2 separate regions of the Homo sapiens genome follow, and region 1 is linked to region 2. A link is an interaction called in ENCODE POLR2A ChIA-PET data of the cell type or tissue named here. Cell type or tissue: HepG2. All regions are shown on one strand. Each heading gives the region's core, and the rest is flanking DNA. Links, peaks and the distances in the headings are about the cores only.

Evidence for each region. Peaks named below come from ENCODE experiments on the same cell type or tissue, not always from the same donor. Only the 100,000 strongest peaks of a DNase experiment are listed, where the experiment ranks them.
Region 1: POLR2A ChIA-PET joins it to region 2 with 11 read pairs; 3 of 35 experiments call an interaction of 5 or more read pairs at or near these places.

The regions. Positions count from the first base shown.
Region 1 is chr3:124,685,408-124,696,142 of GRCh38, forward strand. KALRN (kalirin RhoGEF kinase) reads left to right here. Exons shown (of 60, transcript NM_001388419.1): 52 at 8,397-8,424; 53 at 8,925-9,096; 54 at 10,727-10,735. Among named protein-coding and RNA genes, the nearest start is that of UMPS, 40 kb to the right of the region's middle. In HepG2, for the core only: a CTCF peak has its summit at 3,616 (motif pointing left); DNase peaks (open chromatin) are centred at 3,634 and 5,094.
Region 2 is chr3:124,630,607-124,641,341 of GRCh38, forward strand. KALRN (kalirin RhoGEF kinase) reads left to right here. Exons shown (of 60, transcript NM_001388419.1): 35 at 1,814-2,097; 36 at 3,246-3,347; 37 at 6,602-6,697. Among named protein-coding and RNA genes, the nearest start is that of UMPS, 94 kb to the right of the region's middle. RefSeq lists enhancers at 4,214-4,715, 7,564-8,158. In HepG2, for the core only: a CTCF peak has its summit at 5,657; DNase peaks (open chromatin) are centred at 4,425, 4,775, 5,305 and 6,365; H3K4me3 peaks cover 583 bases.

The sequences.
Region 1 (10,735 bases), core at 1,230-9,229, 54 kb after region 2:
TAGAGTTTCTCACCCTCCTGGGGGAAACATGTTCAGGGAGGTCAAGGTCATACAGCTAATAAAAAGAGCAAGTCTTGATGGTGGTGCTTTGAGAGACCAAACTTAGCATGTGCTGTAGAGGAAGTCTACTCGTATGGCTCAAGTACTTTCTTAACAAGGGTCAGGCTCAGGCCCTCTTTTGCTGCACATCTGTTTTAGGAGGAGAATTTCTTCAACAACTTTTCAAATCTCTTGACTATTGGGATAATTACTTGGCCTCACCCACGCCCTTTCTCAATGACTCAAGAGCCCAGCCAGAGCAACCAAGAAAGGAAGTCCAATTACATGAGTTGGAAATGTCTGAACTGGTTTCTCAGGTCAACATAGTCACTCAGCACGCCCTGTCATGCATGTTCCATCGCACCCTCACCCTAGACTGGGGGCCTAACCCGTTTCGTTTACGTTGTACACTAATGAGATTACAAGGTACCATTGACCCAGAAGTTCCTCTAAGAGCCTGCTATTGAAGAAGCAAAGACCATCACCCCCCAACCCCACCCCCATGCTGTCAAAGTTCACTCAGCGTGAGTTCCTAGTCAGTTCAATTTCACACAATTTGATTAACACAAGGCATTGCAGTGATTATTATGGAGGACTAACGAACAATGTAAGATTGGTTCCCATGCTTAAGGCTTAAGAAGCATAAGAAGGAGGCAGGTATAAATAAATGCCCATGTTACACAGCAAACTTTAAAACCTGCTCTAACAGTCATGGTGAGGGACTGATTAATCCTGCCTGGAGCCATTTATTCATTCTGTGGATATTTATGCACCCACTCAGGCACTGGGCTCACAATAATAGTAGCTACTACTTAGCAGTCTTTCCTGTGTAACTGGCTCTGTGCTGAGCTCCCAACAACATCATCACATAGGTACTATTCGCGTTATTCCCACTTTATAGATGAGAAAACTGGAGCACAGTGAGGTTAAGTGACTTTCCCAGGACTGTGTATTCTTAGGTAGCCTGTCTCCCAGGGAGCCTATGAGTGTGGTCATTGATTCACTGGGCAGCAGTGTGTGGGTTGGATGAACTAATAGGATGTGGGCAGTCTTAGAGAAGGCAGAGGGTGAGGAGAGAGCATGAACAAAAGCCCTGAGGTGGGAGGTGCCTGGCACATGCTGAGCAGGTATATGGTCTGAGTACCTGGGGTTAGTTATGTAGGAAGAGCTGTAGGAGATAAAGCCTGGCAGATGGGTTGAGACCAGACAGACAACAAAGGCATGGAAGGACCTGCTAGGAAGCCAGGACTTGATCCATGGACTCCAAGGAACAGCAGTAGGTTTTAAGCAGTCCATATGATTCGTCCTGTGCTTTAGGAAGGTAACCAGCATCTATGCAAACACTGGTGAGATTTTTTTTTTTTTTTTTTTTTTTTTTTTTTTTTTGAGACAGGGTCTTTCTCTGTCATCCAGGCTAGAGTGCAGTGGCATGATCTCGGCTCACTGCAGCACTAACCTCCCAGGCTCAAGTGACCCTCCCACCCTCAGCCTCCTGAATATCTGGGACTACAGGCACGTGCCACCATGGCCAGCTAATTTTTAAATTTTTTTAGAAGTGGGTTCTCCCGATGTTGTTCAGGCTGGTCTTGAATTCCTGGCCTCCAGTGATCCTCGTGCCTCAGCCTCCCAAAGTGCTGGGATTATAGGCATGAGCCATGGCACTGGGTCCTCAGAACAAATGTTAATCTGTTACATAGCTCCGAAGACTCTGGGAAGTTTAGGGGATTGGGGCATAATCAGGGCATAATCAGGGCCAAATCATTAAGGGATAAGACTCCAAAACACTCATACATAAAGGCATTATCCAAAGTCAAGGTCATGGCTAGGTTGGAAATGTGATTTATAAAGAAGAAGCTGTAACTCCACCACTGCATCCTCCTCAGCCCCCCACCTCCAGTCCCTTCCTAACTGACTCCTAGGCTGCCAGGAGCAGCTGGAGACCAGTGCATACACAGCAACGCACCCCCATTTTGGTCCTTTGCAACCAACTATCTTGTGAGATGGGTGATAGATGCTTTCATTATTCTGTTAAAAGCCATATTTTCATCCTTTTTATTTTTGACAGCACACTAAATGTTCTCTAACCAAAATATTGAGGGGTAAAGGGGGATATTTGGACTAGAAATATCCATAAAACAATCAATGTACTTGACACATGGACACATATAGAGACCTGTACCCCCAAATTAATGATTATACATTTTTTGGAAAACCATATGGAATTTTTTTACAAAAATTGACCATGTGTGCTACTTACAAAGCAAACCTCAACAAAAAACAAGGAATCAGTATCATACAGACCAAGTCCTCCAAGCACAATGCAATTAAGTTAGAAATCATCAACAAAAATATCCTTTTTAAAAATCTCACATCTTTGGAAATGTAAAAACATACTCATTACAACTGGGTAAAAGAAAAAAATCATAGTTGAAGAAAAACACTTAGAACTAAATGATAACGAAAATACTTGGGAGTAAGGAACTAGTTGAAAGAGACAAGTCTATCGCTGCTTGGGATTATGTTGCATTTACATTTTTTAAAATTACAGCTTGTCTTATGCTCATTTAGAAATGAGCAGAGGAGGCTGTGTGTGGTGGCTCATACCTGTAATCCCAGCACATTGGGCGGGCACAGGTGGGAGGATTACTTGAGGCCCAGAGTTCAAGACCAGCTGGGCAACATGGCGAGACCCCATCTCTATAAAGAATAGAAAAAATTAGTTGGATGTGGCTGTGTTCACCTGTAGTCGCAGCTCCTCAGGGAGTCTGGGGCAGGAGGATCACATGAGCCTAGGAACTTGCAGCTGCAGTGAGTGGTGATCATGCCACTGCACTCCAGCATGAGCAACAGCGTGAGACCCTGTCAAAAAAAAAAAAAAAAAAGAGCAGAGGTAGGAATATTTTCTAAAACTTTAGAAATTCGAGTCCAGTTTGGCCAGATTGAAAACACGAAGGGTTAAACCTTCAAACCCTACTATTATACCTAAATTCTTAAAAATTGTTTTTCTTATATCTTTATTTTATTGCTAGATCTCATCATCTAAAATTCCTTTCCTGCCTACTCTGAATACAGGTTCATATGAAACAAGTGTAAAAGGAATAGAAAAAGGAAAAATATAGAAATATATTCTGGGCAGCTGTCAGTTGGGTTTAGGGTATTTGGTTTATGTTTATTTGAGCGTTTTTATTCCTTCAGTGTTCTCAATACGTAGTTTTGAGCTCTGTTTTGTGACTGTGATAAGGAATTTGGGAAAAATGGGAGTGGAGGTCTTTTTCTTCTGGAGTCAGTTAACAACTCATTTTCTAGACAGAATTTCACCCTCACTCTTAAGTCTTAGAGTCAGTCAGACATTGGCTGACAAGGAAAATAGACGCCAAGATTTCCTCAAAGCTCAGCTTATGGTAGTCAGTGCTGGTTAATATTACCTGTAACTCTTTCCTCTTACCTGACTGCCCTGCCATTTTGAAGAAAAAACGATAAAATTATTGGATTTCTCTCCAGAAGGAAACTAAGTTGCTGATGGATCACATTGTGGTGGTTCTTGTTCTCGCCTGGGAGGAAGCGCTGCCACCTGCTGCCCTCTGCTGGTCAAATAAAACCAGCTTTAGGAACCTGTAGTTCTTTCCCACGGTGTCTACACCAGCCCTGTCCTCCCGGACTTGGCCCAGCATTCTCTTGTGCTGTTTCACAGAGAGAGAACATGTGCATTTTATGTGAACAATGTCATCTTTCCTCCACGACCACTATTTCGTCTATGTTTTCTTTTTTTTATTTTTTTGAAACAGGGTCTCACTCTGTTGCCCAGGCAACAGTTGCCCAGTACAGTGGCACTTTCTTGGCTTGCCACAGCCTCAACTTCCTGGACTCAGGCAATCCTCCCACCTCAGCTTCCCGAGTAGCTGTGCACCACCACACCTAGCTCATTTGTTTTTATTTTTTAGTAAAGATGAGGTCTCATTATGTTGCCCAGGCTGGTCTTGAACTAAGCTCAAGTGATCCTCCTGCCTCAGCCTCCCAAAGTACTGGGATTACAGGCGTGAGCAACCATACCCAGCCCACAACCACTATTTTGGATTCCAGCTCTCTCCTCCTTCCCATCTATCATTTTACATTGACTCCAACCTGTTTCTAAGGAAGGAAAACATTATATTTCAAGAAAAATGTGCAGCTTATATAAAGCCCTCAGGATCCTGCACACACCAGCAATGACCACTAGACAAGGTGGTCAGGAAGCCTAATTTCTAGTCTACTAATTGGGTGACTTCAGTTAATTTCATTCAACAAATATTTGATTTTTCTGCTATGTGCAAGACTCATAGCAAAAAAAAATATGACTGATGGTTCATAGCAAAAAAAATTTATGACTGATGGTGCATAAAACACGGGAAAGGGTTACTACCTTCAAAAGGTTCACAAGTCTGGTAGGGCAAATACAGTTCAGTAAGACGTTATGGTACTTAGCAGTTCATGGTCAGAGACTTAGAGGTACCTACAGCCCCTAGAAGAGTGCAGAGGAGGAAGATCACTATTGGCTACATCTCAGACATTGACTGACTGATTAGATTCCTGAGCAAGTTCATGGCAGGACATTTTCTCAGCTCTCCTCCCCAAAATTAGGATCCCACCACTTAAGCTTTTCATTGATTTGACAAATATCAACAGAGCACATATGTGCCAGGTATCATGCTAAGCTTGGAGGCAATACTAGCGAACAATATGGCCCATTAGAATTCAAAAAAAGAGAAAATAAAAAATTTAAGAATATAAATAAAAAGTAATAATAAATAAAACAATATGGTCCTTGTCCTCATGGGCCCTGCAGTCCATAGGGAGCCACAGACAAATATATCGGTAATTAGTCTACTGTGTGAGAAGGGTGTTCTCCTCCAGTTCGTACTCTGATTTGCTTCAAAGAAGAAAGAGAAAAAATGAGGGAGGAATCTTCTATGACCGTAGTCCAGAGTCAAAGTTAGAAAAAAAACATTAGTGTGGACCTTGCCCAGGCTCTTGGTCCTTGCTGGAGGATTTTAAATTAAAGGACTGAGTAGAGATAGGATAGATAGAGAGGTGGAGAGCAAAGATAAGCAGGTAGGCCTTTGATGTCAATGACAAAGTTTCACAATGCTTTTCCTAAGACCCTCCCACTTTGCTGAATGCTATGATGGAACGAGCACTGGAATAAAATTCAAGAGCTCTCGGAGCCAGTCCTCTGTCACTGTGATCTTAACACTTCACTTCCCTATCTCACCTAGGAAATGGGGATACATAACATTTGCTCTGCACTTCCTCCAGGGTTTTGGAGGAGCACATGAAGGAGTTTGTGAGTAGCTTATGCGAACTTCAAGTAATCCGCCCGCCTGGGCCTCCCAAAGTGCTGGGATTACAGGTGTGAGCCACCATGCCCAAACAAAAGCAAATATTCCTAATTTGAGTGTAGTCCTTAGCAGAGACACTGGAAAGAAAGATTGCGAATAAGACTTAATTACTGGTTCATAAGTTCTTGGAAGGTCTGAAATGAAGTCAAAGGTCAAATATGTATTCACCAACATTTATTAAATACCCTTTATGTGACAGACCCTTGGGCTAGGGCCCTGAGGTACAAAGGTGAGTGACAAATACTTCCTGTCTTTGAAGAGCTTATAGTCTAATAGGTTCGACCGTGCTGTATTTTTCCTTCAAAAATAATTATTAAGAAAGTGAGTCCGGGCGTGGTGGTTCATGCCTGTAATCTCAGCACTTTGGGAGGCCGAGGCAGGCGGATCACCTGAGGTCAGGAGTTCAAGACCAGCCTGACCAACGTGGCGAGACCCCGTCTCTACTAAAAATACAGAATTAGCTGGGCATGGTGGCGCATGCCTGTAATCCCAGCTACTCGGGAGGCTGAGGCAGGGGAATCACTTGAACCGGGGAGGCGGAATTTGCGGTGAGCTGAGATCACACCATTGTACTCCAGCCCGGGCAAGAAGAGTGAAACTCCGTCTCAAAATAAATAAATAAATTAAATAAAGAAAGCGAAACATGCTGATTGCAGAATATTTGGGAAGCCCACATAAGAAAAGAAAGGAAACAACAGTCACCCCAAATCAAGATGCTTTATAAATCCCAAGGGTAGAGCCTATGTCTTAGTATTTCTCTACCCACAAAACTGTACTTAGAGAGTATGACAAGGTCAGTTAATGTTTTTTGAATGGGGACAAAGCCACCCTTAAACCTACCACCCTGAGATAACCACTGTTAACATTTAGAAAATATTCTTAGCCTTCTTTTCTTTGACTGTCAAATGACTGACTGGGATGCCATTCTCCCTGCCTTATCCAAACCAGGAAGAGAAATGTTTGGCCTCTTTAGTGCCCCCCTACAGGTGATGCAGTGCTGCTCGTGGTTGATTTAATAGTTTGAGTGGAGCAACCCTTTACATCCTTCCCCATGCCATGCCTCGAAACCTTTTCACACAGAGAACTCTTTTAGGTGTGGGAAATGCAGTAGGTTCTACCAGATGTTCTCATCCACTCCCCCATCCCACCCCAGAAAAGCCTCCGGGGCAGGAAGTTGGTTTATCCAAGATCAGTTCCCTGGAATAGAGGGGGACTTTCATCAGGTTCATTAAACAAGGCTGCATGTTGATTCGCTTTAGAGAGTTAAAAAAAATCCCAATGCCCAGGCCCCACCTCACACCAATTAAAACAGAATCTCTAGGCATGAGGCCCAGGCATTAGCCTCTCGTGTTTTTAAGGCTGCCCAGGTCAGGCGTTGAGAACCACTGATTTAAAGATAGGCTAAGCAGAGGTGTAAGTGGTCTTTTGAGACTAGCAGAGGGCATTGCAATGGCCAGAGTTGGGGCACTCAGCCCAGAACTTGGCTTCACAAGGGTTTTCTGCAGCCCACTTTTTAGAAAACCTGGGTGGTATAAGCAGGCACTTGATTTGCAAAGGGGAACGCAAAGAAGGAAATAATGTCTTTCTTCCAAAGGGTTTATATGGATTCCTCTATAAGGGAAGAACACACAGAAACCATGCATGTTCACAAAGATATGCATACATACAGGGAAATAAGTGCAGAGGCCCCAGTTGGGCTATTTTGTAAGGCTTGTGAGTTTTCTGGCTTCATGATAAAGGAAAGAAGAATTTTGCCAAATAAGCTATTAAAGGTAAGCCACTTTAATAACAGTCTGCTTAGCAGAAGGAAGATGATTAAAATGAGATCATCTTTATTTAAATAGGTATTGAGTACCTGTTATTTGCCGGGCATTGTGCTAAGCACTTGATGTACAAGATTTTATTTAATCTTTGTGATAACACTTTACACTAGGTATTATTTATCCCCATATTATAGTGGAACATCAGTTATTACGTAATTAACATACAATCACATTAAACAAAACAGATGACCTCAGCCTATCTCCAAAGTCCGTGCTTTTTTAAAACAATGCCAGGCTGTACAATCTGGACATGGATGATTAGTGGTAATACAAAAGATGGGGGGAAAAGTGACCATCTCCTCAAGAAGATGTAGCTTTCCAGAATGGCTAGTTGGCTAAAATGTTTTCCCTACTGTGAAATCTCCAGGGTGTCCTGAGGCAGGCAGCATGGTATATACCAAGAGCCCTATCAGTTCCTCCCTTGAACCAGCCTTGTGACCAGAGTTAGTCGGCTTAGTCACTTAGTATTCATTTTCTCACCTATGAAGTGGAAAGGGTTGGAATGGTTGGGTCAGTGGCTTCAAGTTGCCCCATGCAGGCCTGGGCTATAGGAGATCATGCTTGAGAAAGAAGAGACAGACGACTTCTCTTATTCCCCTTCATCCAGAGAAGCTCTGTTGTTTAGCTGCTTGAAGAGTCGTTTCCCCTGCGTGGGGATGAGTAAAGGGTAAAGGGAGGACATTTGGAAGGAATCCACTGTATTAGTGAATTTCAATGACCCTTCCAGTTTGATAGGTCTCAGGTCCTCTATTTTTGAGTTTATGATGCTAGGAAGAATCAGTGCCACCACACTGCTTGTGTGCATAATGACCAAGAGAGTGGGTTTTCTGCCTGTGAAGGGAAGAAAAGCAACTGAGAAGAGGGAGGACAGAAAGACCTCTGCTAGCAGAGCTCCAAGTTACAATAAACCTGCCTGGGGCCGCACGCTGCCAGGCAGGAATGTGAACAACTGAATTAGACAGAGTAAACCAAGTGCCAATTGTTGCTAAAGAGAGGTTTTACTAATGTGACAGTAATACAGTCACAACACAGTGGGAAGTTGGGCTCCAGGCCTCATCTCCCTAAATTGTACTTTCTTTTTACTCAATACGGTGAAGTCCCTTGTTCTCTTTTAGTAGTTTAGGATTCAAGCAATTTTCTGTGTCTTTTTGTTTTTCAGATCTTAAATCCAAATTTCATCCAAGAAGGTGAGTTAAAAAGCATTAGAATTGGAAACATGGGGATTGGTTAAATAAATTATAGTTAATCCAGCACTAAAGCACTGGCTGTAAGCAATGGTGATATAGTTCTGTATCAATGGACAAGGAAAGAGGTTTATGATAAATTATTAGATGAAAAAGACTAAAGCTTGCGATATGTATAATGGGATCCAAGTTTTATAAGAAGTCTGTTTATATAAAGCCCAAAAGGGTATATACCAGAATGCCTACAGTAATTATCTCTGGATTATGACATTATGGAGCTTTTCTTTCTTTCTGTTTATATTTCCTATTTTTTTCTATAATAAACAGTTATCTCTTTTAAACACTTTTTAAAGAGACCCAGATGACTCACCAGTGTTATACTGAAGGTTATTTGAATCATTACATGACATGGGTGGGAAATGAGAGAGGTGTGTTAAAACAAAATGGCCATTTTATTCTAAATTTGCTCTGAATGATGTTAATGTATGTTGATTTGATCACAGTGGCCCCAGAATTCCTTGTGCCCTTGGTGGATGTGACCTGCTTGCTTGGGGACACAGTGATACTGCAGTGCAAAGTCTGTGGGCGGCCAAAGCCCACCATCACTTGGAAGGGTCCAGACCAGAACATCCTTGACACTGATAACAGCTCAGCCACATACACGGTCTCCTCTTGGTAAGCCGATTGCCCTAACATCAGCAACAGCAGCCCCTTGCTTGACACAGCACTGAGAGGCTGAATCTGGGGTGCAACTTCTGCTCTGGTGACTGGGCTCTGCAAGAGAATAGCTGCCCTGGAGCCTGTTCTTGGGCAAACACTTGGACTTGATTAGAGAGAGACTGAGGAGACTCAAGTGTTAGTCAGAGCCTCTGCCACTCACGCTGCAGCCTGATGGACACCTGCAGCAGCACCAGCACACATTTCCCACGGTGCTCAGCACCACGTAGACATACCTGGGATCAACAGAATGGTTTGTAAAGACTGTGCTCCAGACCCACATTAAACAAATAGGGAAAAACATAAACCTTTATATCTCAAGTCAAGCATGCACCATACTTATGAAGAGTTTTTACAGTCACTGCCTTACATTCACCCTGGTAGATGATCTTTCCCTACAGATCCCCAAGTGAATCTCTAAGTCAGAAGATTTAGACTTCTGATTTAAGTGGCGAAGGCTCCAGACCTGTAGTAAAAATGTAATCCTCACATCTGGACATCCTGACATTTTTTGTGCCTTTCAGGTTGCTGTGAAACAGTGAGATGTTTAATTCCTCACCTAAGAACAGTGTTATTAGAAAAAGAAACGACTAATTCTAAAATGTGCAATAGAAAATCAAGCCGCAAGGATGCTTCTACACACAGAGTCCATTTAACAAAACTTAGCTGACTGCCTCCCAATCATTGTGTCAGCATTTATTGTTACTAACTATGAATTGGACTGTGTACTGTTGCTTACAGTGGACAAGTGGTAGCAAGCCCTAGATGCTTGAGAAACATTAGTGGAAGAAGCACCTAGAATCAAGAAACTTTCATTCATTGACTTAATTTGTGTGTATGGGAAAAAGAAGAAGACCATCATTCCTTGGTATTCCCAGCAGAGACCATAAAGAGGCCAGGTCATAAAATATCAGTGGGTCCAAGAAGCCTAGTGTGAGACGCAGTGGTTGGTGAGGATCATGAAAAGCGCCAGGGGATATCATAACCCTAGGGAAGGGGCAGAGCTGACTGTGACTTCTGTATTTCAGAGCAGTTCTCCCCTGGGGATATTCCTGGACCTTGTATTGGGGTGAATGGGGAAGTTATCATTTAGGTGATGGAATTTACTCTTTCTTAGAAATTCACTTAATTATTTTGAGGATCCCACATCTAGAATTTGAAATACTTAAAATATTTTTATTCTTGAGTCTTTCCTTTTTTTTTTTCCATCATTCATTATCGATCTGTGAAACTGAAAATATTCTAGGACAAAGTTGCTAGTGGTAATAATACTAATAATACTATGAGCCAGAACTTGCATACAACTTTATATATTTCAAACAATGCTCTAATTCTTATGTCATTTTATTCCTTATTTTATCCCTCATGTACAACAAACTTGAGAGATGGGCATGGCCAGAAAATTTTTTTCCATATAAGGAACTGGGGATGTAGAGAAACAGGGTGGTAGGTAGCTCACAGACCAGGGACTGACCTCGGGCCTGAGGACTCTCAGCTCAGCACACCATGGGCCAACCCTATGGGATTTTACCCAGCAGTCAAGTGTCTCATTACTGGAGTCTGAAGAGCATCCTTTTGGTGTCCCTAGTGATTCTGG
Region 2 (10,735 bases), core at 1,531-9,530:
ATTTCACCTTGCCCCTATGAGCTGTATGTCCTTAAGCAAGTTAACTCTTTAAGTCTGCAGTTTCTTCTTCTGTAAAATGAGGATAATGACAGAACCTACCTCATAGAGTTATACGGAGAATGAAATGATAGTCCACATAAAATGTTTAGGCTATTGCAAGCATATACGATTGAAAATAGTCAATATATGGCATACAGCTTACAAACAATATGCTGAGATTTAAAAAACAAAACAAAACAAAACAAACTCTTGTTCTCCAATCACTGTGCCTTTAAAACAGTACAAGAATTCTCTATACTCTGTCTTGTTTCTCACACCCATGCTCTTGCATCCTCTCTAATTAGGCCATGGCCCCCTCCATTCCACTACAGCTGCTTTTTTCAAAGTCACCAATGATCTCCATGTTGCTCAGTTTTAAGACTTAATTCTTAGGTCAACTCTCCTGACCTATCAGGCAGCATTTGACACGCCGATTTCTCCCTTTGTAAGACATTTTCCACGTGCAGCCTCCAGAACACCCCACCCTCCTGGTTTTACTCCTACCTCACTGGCTACTTTCTTGTCCTCTCGTCTTCCTGCTTCTGGCTTAGTCTTTGGACTTTGTCTTTATCCATACCCATGCCTCTCGCTGATCTCACCCAGCTTCATGGCTTCCAACCCCATCTCTCCTCTGACAACTCTGCAATTATCTCCAGCTCACCAGCACTTTCTCCCCTGAGCTCCAGACTTGAAGGCAAGCTGCTATTCAATTTCTCCACTCAGGTATCTAATGGGCATCTCAAAGATGTCTAAACCTAAACTCCTATATTTCCTCCCTGAGTCCTGTTCCTCCTATATTCTTCCACATCTCAGGAACCCCATCCTAACCTCAGACCCAAAACCTGAGATACCCTTGACTCTTTTTTCATATCCCATACACACATAGTCTGTCAGCAATTCATATTGGCCCTTCCAGCAAAACATCTCCAGAATCTGATCACTTCTAACAACCACTAGGACCACCCTACTTCTAAACCACCAACATCCCTCACCTGGAATAGTGCAGTGGCCTCCCAACCAGTTTCCCTATTTCCACTTGCCCTCAATATAGAAACCAGAATGACCTTTAAAAATATAAGCCAGATTGAATCACTCTGGCTCAGAATCTTCCAGTGGGTTTTCACTCCAGGTAAAAGCCAGAGGCATAGCACTGGCTTACCACATGCTTGTTGACCCAGCTCCCAGTAGCTTTTCTGACTTCCTTTCTTACTGATCCCCCCGGCTTACTCCACCAAGGCCACCCCAGGCCTTGCCTTGGGACCTTTGTGTTTGCTCTTCCGCCCAGAAGGCCCTTCGCCAGATGGCGTCACCACCACTAGGCCTTGGCTCACATGTCATGTCATGAGACTGGCCCTGATCACCTCTTCAATCTGCACCCCCTTTTCCAACCCCAGCACTCCCTAATCCCTTCCCGTACTTTGTGTTTTGATGTAGCACTTCTCACCACCTGTCATACTTTTCATTTTGCTTATTTTATTTTTATAGTCTATTATATGTGTTTCCCACCAGAATGTAAACTCCGCGAAGGCAGGAGTTTCTGTCTTCTGCCCACTCCTGTATCCATAGTACCGGGAATGGTGCTTCATACTTTAAAAATTGAGTGAGCGTTTGCCTTTCTTACTGTTGTTGAGAGGGTTCTCTGGACTGGGGTCTACAGCTGGCCTGGACATTCTGCCTTGTGTCCTAGCTTCCTGAGGATGGAGCTGTCTCAGTCCCAGGTTTGCGGCCTGCCTTCACCACCTCTGACATGGCTGTGTCTGTCCGTTTTCCTCAGATGCATACTCTCATTCCTCAAGCGAGAATGGAGGCAAGTCCGAGTCCGTGGCCAACCTGCAGGCCCAGCCCTCCCTGAACTCCATCCACAGTTCCCCGGGTCCCAAGCGCTCCACCAACACTCTTAAGAAGTGGCTGACGAGTCCTGTGCGTCGGCTTAACAGCGGGAAGGCAGATGGAAACATCAAAAAGCAGAAGAAAGTTCGCGATGGTCGGAAGAGCTTTGACCTGGGATCTCCCAAGCCTGGGGATGAAACAACCCCTCAGGGAGACAGCGCTGATGAGGTACTTACAGGGGGCCCTGGAGTTGTCCATCAGGAGGGCCTTCTGACATGTCTCCTTCCTCAGGTTTTGTCAACTAGGCCATCTCAAATCTCCATTAGTGTGTTACCTTGAGCCTAAGTGATTTGGATTCTTTTTATTCTTAAGACATTGGCCAGTTTGATTTGTGGCTGATTCAGAAGCTGACTAGCCCCTAAGACTTCCAGCAGACAGAAACCATTTGCCAGATTTGGAGATAGGACCTGGGCCTGAGGGGAGTCATTTGGTCATTAGTTCCCTACCTCTACTAAGGACTACATTAAAACCAGCTAGACCTGTTTAGATTTAGAATAAAAGAATGAAGATTGTTTCATTTTGAAAACAGGACTGTGCTGGGAGATTGTAGCTGTTTTCAAGTCTCTTGAGCAGTGCCACACATCAAAAGGAATAGATCATCCAGAGTTACTCCAGATAACTATGATGAACAGATGAAGATTACAATAGGCAGGGTTTCCGCTCAAAGAAAAAGTTTAATCTAGGAGTCAGTCAGTGATTAAATGGGCCTTCATGAAAACTAATGAACGCCCATACTGGAAGGTTTGAGAGACTGTAGCCAAAGTTAGGCTGGATGAAGCTGAGATTCTGTAACCAAAAGACAGTGGATATGTTTTGGTTGGGGAAATGAGATACCTGTTTTATTTGGCACACAATCCTGCTCTAATCACTGATGTGGCTAAGAAATTCTTTGTGATGTGTAACTGGACCCCCTCTTGTTGTGATTTTATGCTACCTGCCATTTCTCCCTCTGGAAATGGCAGCTAAGCCTGGCGGCATTTGGGCTATGGTTTCATAGCCCTACAAAAATGTAAAAGTTAGGCTCTCTCTGACTACTTCCAGCTTTTTCTTTTCTTGCTAATCGATAAGATAGATAGTTTCTGGTTTTGCTTCTTTTTGGGGGTGTGTGTGTGTGTGTGTGTGTTCCCCACTGGTGCTCACTCTCATTTGAAATAAGCAGGTGTATCCATGTATCAAAAGAGGAAATTGCGACTGAACAGTTAAGAGTGAGTTGAGAGAGGAACTCTCCTCCTATGTATTATTTTTGTTAATGTCAAGTCCAGAACCACTGGCATGTTTGTGACACAGTAACTAATGCTGCTCTTTTGTTCTAGAAGAGCAAGAAAGGTTGGGGTGAAGATGAGCCGGATGAAGAGTCACACACACCCCTCCCACCACCTATGAAGATTTTTGACAACGACCCTACACAGGATGAAATGGTAGAACTTCTTTACTTGCTCACTTAAAAGAGCAACGTGCCGTGCGTGATTTTGTTTTTTGTGTGTGATGGGGGTAGTCATACTCTTTCTCCCATGTTATCTCGTCGTCCACATGAATCCATGTTGATACCAATTGTGTCTCTATTTGGTAGGTGTCCCTTCCCCAACCCTGGAGGTCCAACTTCATTCTAGGCAGTGGAGGGGGTGTGTGCAGAATTCTCAAAGTGGGAATCTGCCTGGTGTCTTGTCCTGTTGATAAAGGGTAATGGCTCTGTCTTTGGAAGCAGCACATCCTAAAAGGAGCAATTCCAGGTAGTTCCAGTCCACAACCATTTTGTCGTACCTGACTGTACAACCTGCATGTTAGTTGTTTTCCCTATAGTCAACTCTAAACTCTAACTAATGGTAGCTACCAGTCAAGCCCAGTGTTGGTCAAATTTTGCAATGACGGTATGAGGAATGAAGATGCTGCTAAGGGGAAGTTATTGTCAAAGGTGGGCAAACTTAATATGCGAAATTGCCTGACTTTGCTTTGCAAGATTCCCCGGCCCGCTGGCATGCATAGGCTCACTGGTATTTGAAATATCGATGCCCCCTGTGTCTCCAGTCACCCGGTGATCATCCCAGTTGTTCTGGAGCAGAAGCGTAGGTTAGACGTGCTTCCAGGTACTGACCCGAGGCTTGGGGCAGCTTTATGTTCTCCCTCACTTGTCACTCAGTCTCCTTGCAGCTCTGCTTTCACATCACCTTTTTTTTTCTGCCTTAAGTGTTGCTGATTCTCTTAGACTCTGGACGTGGAAGCGGCAGGTTTGGGTTTTGACTGTATGGCACTTTCCATTTGCTTTTTCAAGTGCTGTTTTGTTGCAGTGGTGGTAGTGGATGTGGCAGCTTGTCTACCTGTCCCTCCAGGCTCTCCTGTGCTCTCTAGTGCTCTGCCCTGTAGTGGGACAGCCTCCTGCGGGTGTGTCCTTTCTGGTGACATCTCAGTTCTTATTTTAATTCTCTCTGCTTTGCATTTGAATTGTTAACCCACAGACATTAACTGAAGTCTTCCTCTGTGCTAGGCCGGAAGGACAAAGTCTAGGGACTCTGAGATGTGGCAGCTGCCCCCATGATGTGACTCACCTAGTCGTGGCCCCTCCTAGGTGATGTTGGTGGCCCTGTCTTCAGGGCCAGCTCTTTGACTCTGGATTATTGGGAAGAGACATAGTAGGAAGGCTGGTGTTATACCATCCTGGGTTCCTGAGACAGAAGTGCTGGTGCTTCACCTTGAGATGGAAATGAGACCTGCCTACTTGTAATGTATTTTATAAACAGCGATCATGGCCTAAGGAGTAGGGTGCCCATGTCTCACACAGCCCTCTGTGCAAGGGCCCCACTTGCATAAGGTCACCACCTTCTCTCTCTAATTCCCTCAAACACAGCTTGTTTACAGAAATGGATGTTACATTGTTTCTGGATAATTTTTAACCCAGAATTCTGACTTACCTTTATTTGTGTAGCCTTTTCCTTATGCAGAAATGGGGCAGATGGCAACAGTCTCCTTTCAGATACATGAACTCTCCTTATTCCTGCTTGTTTGATTTCTGTATGTTTTTTATAAATGTTTGGGAGTGGGATGAACTTCAGAGCATCTAGCAAATGGAGTTGGATGTATTAAAACAATTTTTACAACACTGTCAAAGGAATTTTTAAAAGTTCACCGTTGTAATATTGTGCAATTGTCTTCTCCTTGTTTCCTTCTAATCTTTTTCTTATGTGTGTACGTTTTACTTTTACAATTATAATATGCATATGTTGTGTCCAATGTTTTATTTACTACCATTTCCTAAAATTGCATGAATTTTTTTCTTCCTAGCTGTAATTTTAATAGCTGGAGAAAATTTTGCTTATTTGCTGTTCCATAATGTGTTTGATCAGCCTGTTGGGGACATCCTAACAGGGTGTTTCCATTGTTTGCTACTATGGCTAATACTACTACATACAGATCACTGTGTATATACAGCATTTGTTCTTTTGACTTCTGTCCTTGGAATAAATTCCCAGGAGTAGGATTACTAGATTAAAAAGAGGATAGCTTGATTTTCCACATGGACGTAAGCTTTTTCCTGCAGTCCCCAAGAGAGGAAAAAGAATATTGTTATATCTTCCTTAATTATAATTATTTTCCTCCCATCTCAGAAGCAAAGACTTAATAAAGTAACTTAGATTAGATGAGAAGCTTCATTTTTGAAACTTTCTCTCTAACCCAAGGGGCAAACTTGAAGGAGCCTATGTCCTGGCCTTGGGAACACCACTGCCCCCTGCTCTGATAAGCTGGAAGTAAAAGCACACACAAACGGTGCAGGGTTAACTATTTCTCCCCCAGTTTCTTCTCAGGTAGAAGAAGGAAGAAAAAGCCAAACAAAAAACCACCATCCTTCAGTGAGCAGGAAGCCCCAAACCATTGACCACACAAACAACCACATGGACAACTCCTCACTGCTGGTGCAGGGGAAAAGGGACACAGGGAGGTCCTGGAGTCGTCTCTCTTTACTATGAACAGGGTAGTTCCTAGCTGCTTCAGGACTCCTGCTAAAGCCTTTTATTACTTCCTAGTGTTCCAGTTCAGGGGCCTTACCAGAGCCAGCTATGCTTTGTGGAGGGGTAAGGGTGTATGTGTGTCAGGGGCAGAGCGGGAGAGGAAGACAGAGGGAGAGAATATAGGAAGGGAGTATCTAGCTTGCTGGTCTCTAAGGGTCCTGCCCCTAGCATTTTTGCTGGACACATAATAAAGATCTATATCTAAGGCTGTAGTAAAGCAAGGACTGTTTCCCTTTTTTGGACACACTCAAGGCTGGGTTTGTTGAATCCTTCACACCCCAAAACAGCAACGGGCAGCTGTGTAGTGGCCAAAGTCTCGTTTGCCCACAGAGCAGTAGCCCCCGCCCTCCAAGCTGTTGCTGTCAGTAGGTACAACACTAGTCTGTAGGCCTCCCAGGAAGTCAGTGATTTCTCCTCTCCCCTCCTTCATAGGCTTGCCTAAGGATAGCCTAGTACCATCCATTTGCTGCTGGCTAGAATTCCTAATAAGGGGTTGGGCAGGCCTGTATGTATTACACCCACACTCTTCTCCCTCTGTCACCTCTTCCGTCTAAACACAGAACTTTGCTTCCCTTCCCTGGCTTGAGCTTTGGACTTTCTGTTTTATTTCCTGATCACTGTTCCTTATTCTTTGCTAATCTGCTTTTCCTCTGCTGCCCGATGTCTTGCAGTCCTCCTCTTTGCTAGCAGCCCGGCAGGCTTCCACTGAAGTACCTACTGCTGCAGACCTTGTCAATGCAATAGAAAAGTTGGTCAAAAACAAGCTGGTAAGTGGGGGTCCTGGAGGCAGTTCTGTGTGTGTCTCACCTTCACACTGCTCCAGGCTTGCATCTGTCTGCCGTTTTCTCCTTTGCACCTGTCCTCATTCTTCCTATGTGATTGCAGCTAATGATGGTTTCTAAAAAGCTGTACCCCAGAGTCCTTTTTGACTTTGTTTGGGAATGGGTATAGGGAATTAATACATCATTTGGGGGCTGCAGTGTTGATGAAAGTTGAAAACTATTCAAGACAAACTCACCTCATTGCAAGCCTGATCCAGCGGCCCACAGGCAAGTGGCATTCAGTCAGTGATTGATATGTATTTGGTTAGCCCAGAAGCTAGTACACCGCGATGCTGAGACCCAGAACACACTGATTGGATATTTGACAGCACTAGGAAATTTTATGGGGACTTGGGTAGCCTTCCAGCGTGCAAAGTCTTTCAAAAGTAGACTGCTGATTATAAAGGGGAATGGGCAAAAGTGTGTGGATACCTCACCACAATAAATTAAGAGAGTCAGTGCCTAGCCCTACAATGGGGGGAAAAACTGAACATAAGCCACTGGCAGCCTGTCTAGCCTGTGACTGTCTCATGGACCCATCAGCCCGTTGGAGGGATAGGTGATGAGTCTGAGCAGGTTTGGGGTTTTGGCATAATGCTGGTGAAAGGGCCCCTTTTTGGATAGCTCATTAGGATGGAGCTGTTCCTCCACTCTCCTGTTTTTACATTTAAGTGTATCACCACAGGATGACAATTGGAAGCATTTTCCTTTCTTTCACTCTCATCCATATCACCCATTTAGCTTTTCCTGCAATTCTCATTAGGATAAATGTCTGTGCTTCTGCCAGACTTCTATTGGGCAGTCTTATTAATCACTTGGCCCAGGAGCTAGAGGAAAATGATGGATGCTCTCTATGGAAAGCTACCTAATAATTTTGACTATAGTAACTCCCTTTTCAGATATCCCAGCATATACTATATGAATGAGGTTTAATACATATGAGTTTATTCTTTTCCTGCTAAATTTTCCTTTCTAATTAAAAAAAAAAAAACAAAAACCTGCTGTTTTCAGTACCTAGTGTCAAACTCCTGAAAATCGTCTATTTTCCTGCCATCTTTCCTTTTCCTACCAGCAGGAGTTAAGTACTCTTCTGGGCACTACATTGACTTTCAAAGACCCCTCTCTGACTGCTTCTCACTTGCTCTCCCTCTCCACACCAACCTATATACCCTCTTCATTCTACAAATGCTGTATTTAATTTTTTTCTTAAAGTCATCCTTTTTCTTTCTTTTTTGCATTTTTTCTTTTACCATCTGAGCATGGGCCCTGAATTCATTCCTGGAGTATTGCAGTAGCCATTGCCTGCCTTTTCTCTGCTAAGTCTGCCTTCACACCCAATTGGTCTTCTGTAAACACTGCTTATTGCCTCCCTCTTGGCTACATAAGCAGTGGTCTCCAATGGGGGGGTGCCCTCAGGTACATAAGACAACTTACTGGGGTATGGGAAGAAAATATTAGAGCCTCTTTATATCATTTTAAAATGGTTTTGTGTGTGTTTTCTTATGTATATAATGATAGTACAGTAGCATAAATATAGAATTTATAAACAAGTTACATGTTTGGGGGTACACGAGCAAAATTATTTTCAGTGACAGAGATATATAATCAAAGTTTGGGAATCACTGGCCTATACATAAAGTCCACACTTACCTAATATTCTGATATTTTTGTAGCCTGTTCTCCAACCTACCTTTCCACCATCTAGTTATTTATTTGGTTGTTGAACTCTGTTCCAAACAAATTGTTTTCTTTGCTATCCTCGAACTCACACTTGGCTTTCTTCCCTCCAAGTTTTTGTTCATATGGCCCCATTTCTCTGGAATGTTCTCCCTCTTATGTTTGCTTATCTAGAGCATAGTGGTCATTCAGGGTCCTACTCAGATCTCCTCCTCTACAAGGGCTTCTCTGACCAGCCCAGGCCAAATTTCCATTATAATCCCATGGTAATTACTAAAGCCACATACTGCCTGGGACAGCTCTTAAGCAGCTCTGTGGTGTAATTTGTTAAAATATCGTAATGATTTCATTTGCGTTTTACCTCCCTAGCTAGATGGTAAGTCATTTAGGATATTATTATTTTTTGCTCTATTAGTATAAAAAAGTCTTTTACACTTAGTGGGTTTTTCATGAACACTTGTTTCCAGAGTCTATTTTTATATTTTGGATTACCTTTTTGCCCACTACTACTGCTAAGCTTTGCACTGCTGACAGTCTCCAGACCACTAATTTGTGTGATCGATGGTGTTAAACATGTAAGCAAAGACATAGAAAAGTCCCATCACAGCAAATTTTCTAGAGAAGAGGGGATGTGGGATGGCATTGGTGTTGATTGGCTTTATTATAGGCTCTCAATAAATGTCTGTTGAATGAATGTCCTTTCTGTGGTGAGTGTGCCATAATGAAGGATATAACTTCTTCCAGCAATAACTACTCTTGAGGACCTACAGTAAGCCCAGAATTAGAGCTATCTTTGGCTTAACATGTAAAACCAAGCTCACGTCACAGAAAGGAAAGAGGAAGCCGTGGTTTGGTTTCTTAGAATCTTCCTACCAAAATTTGATTCTTGGTCCTTTCCACCACTTTCTCTTTCTCCCCTTCCCACATGTGGTAGCAATGTAACAATACTAGGTTGAGAATATCTCAGCCATGCTTGGGAGCACTAAGTTGCATTTTCACCTTCGAGACTCTTAGTCCTATTCCTTATCAGTTCTTCCGCTTAGAAGAAGAAAAGATTCAGAGCTCATAAAAGCTCTGGAGTATTTATTTGACTAAGTACAACTGTGTGATAGCTGCGAAGATAGTGAGTATTATCACAGGCTTGGTTAATGAAAGTACAATGTACAGATCAAAAGAAGCAATAGTATTCAAAGGTATTCAAACCATACACATCATGAGCTGTGTGTGACTAATGCATTCGATTCTTTCTTTCTTTTTTTTTTTTTTTTTTGAGACAGAGTCTCACTCTGTCGCCCAGGCTGGAGTGCAGCGGCATGATCTCGGTTCTCTGCAACCTCCACCTCCCAGGTTCAAGTGATTCTCATGCCTCAGCCTCCTGAGTAGCTGGGATTGCAGGCACACCACCATGCCTGGCTAATTTTTGTATTTTTAGTAGACACAGGGTTTCACCATGTTGGCCAGGCTGGTCTCAAACTCCTAACCACAGTAATCCACCCACCTCAGCCTCCCAAAATGCTGGGATTACAGTCATGAGCCACCACGCCCAGCCAATGCATTCTATTATTCTATTCTAAATGCAACCTTCTACAATGTTCTTGAACAAACTGGAGGGGCCCAGAGGAGGTAACCAAACCATGTGGTCCATGTAATTTGAAGGAAAGTTGAGGAAACCAAGGTTAACTATGGGGAGAAGTTAGGAGAAGACACATGAGAGCTGTCTTCTAGTAATTGAAGCACTGCCATGGGAATGAGGTTGCAAAGAGCAACTAACTCTTTATTACCCCAGAGGGCAGAATCTAGACCTGTGGGTGGGAGTTTTCTTCGTTCCATATGAGGAAGAACTAATAAAGTTCTTTCCACTTTACAGAGTTCAATTCCATCTTACAGGAGCATCTGGTATTCTTGGACTTTACTGAGTCCTTAAAGTCTTTCCGCTTTATTGGTTGCTCAAGCCGCGGCACGGAATTCTGCTTTAGAATTCGTTTGGCTCCCTGGCTCCACCCAAAGGCCATGAGATCCCCCATGTTCCTATCTCCCAGAGCTGCCCCTGGTGCTTTATGGTCACTTGGTCATTTGTTATACCAAAGCTTCTGCCTCGGTGAGTTAGGATCTCTGCTGCACAAGACCTACTGTTAAGGAACAAAAACAGGGTTTATCTGCAGTGCAGATAAAACTCCCGAAGAGTCACCACCCACCCATGAGTCCTTCTGGACATTAATGGGCCCTTCTGTGGTCTTGCTATCAGCCTTGGTCTTTAATTCGTGCTTTTGTTTATTAAGAAAGATGCTCACCCATCTCCCCAGATAG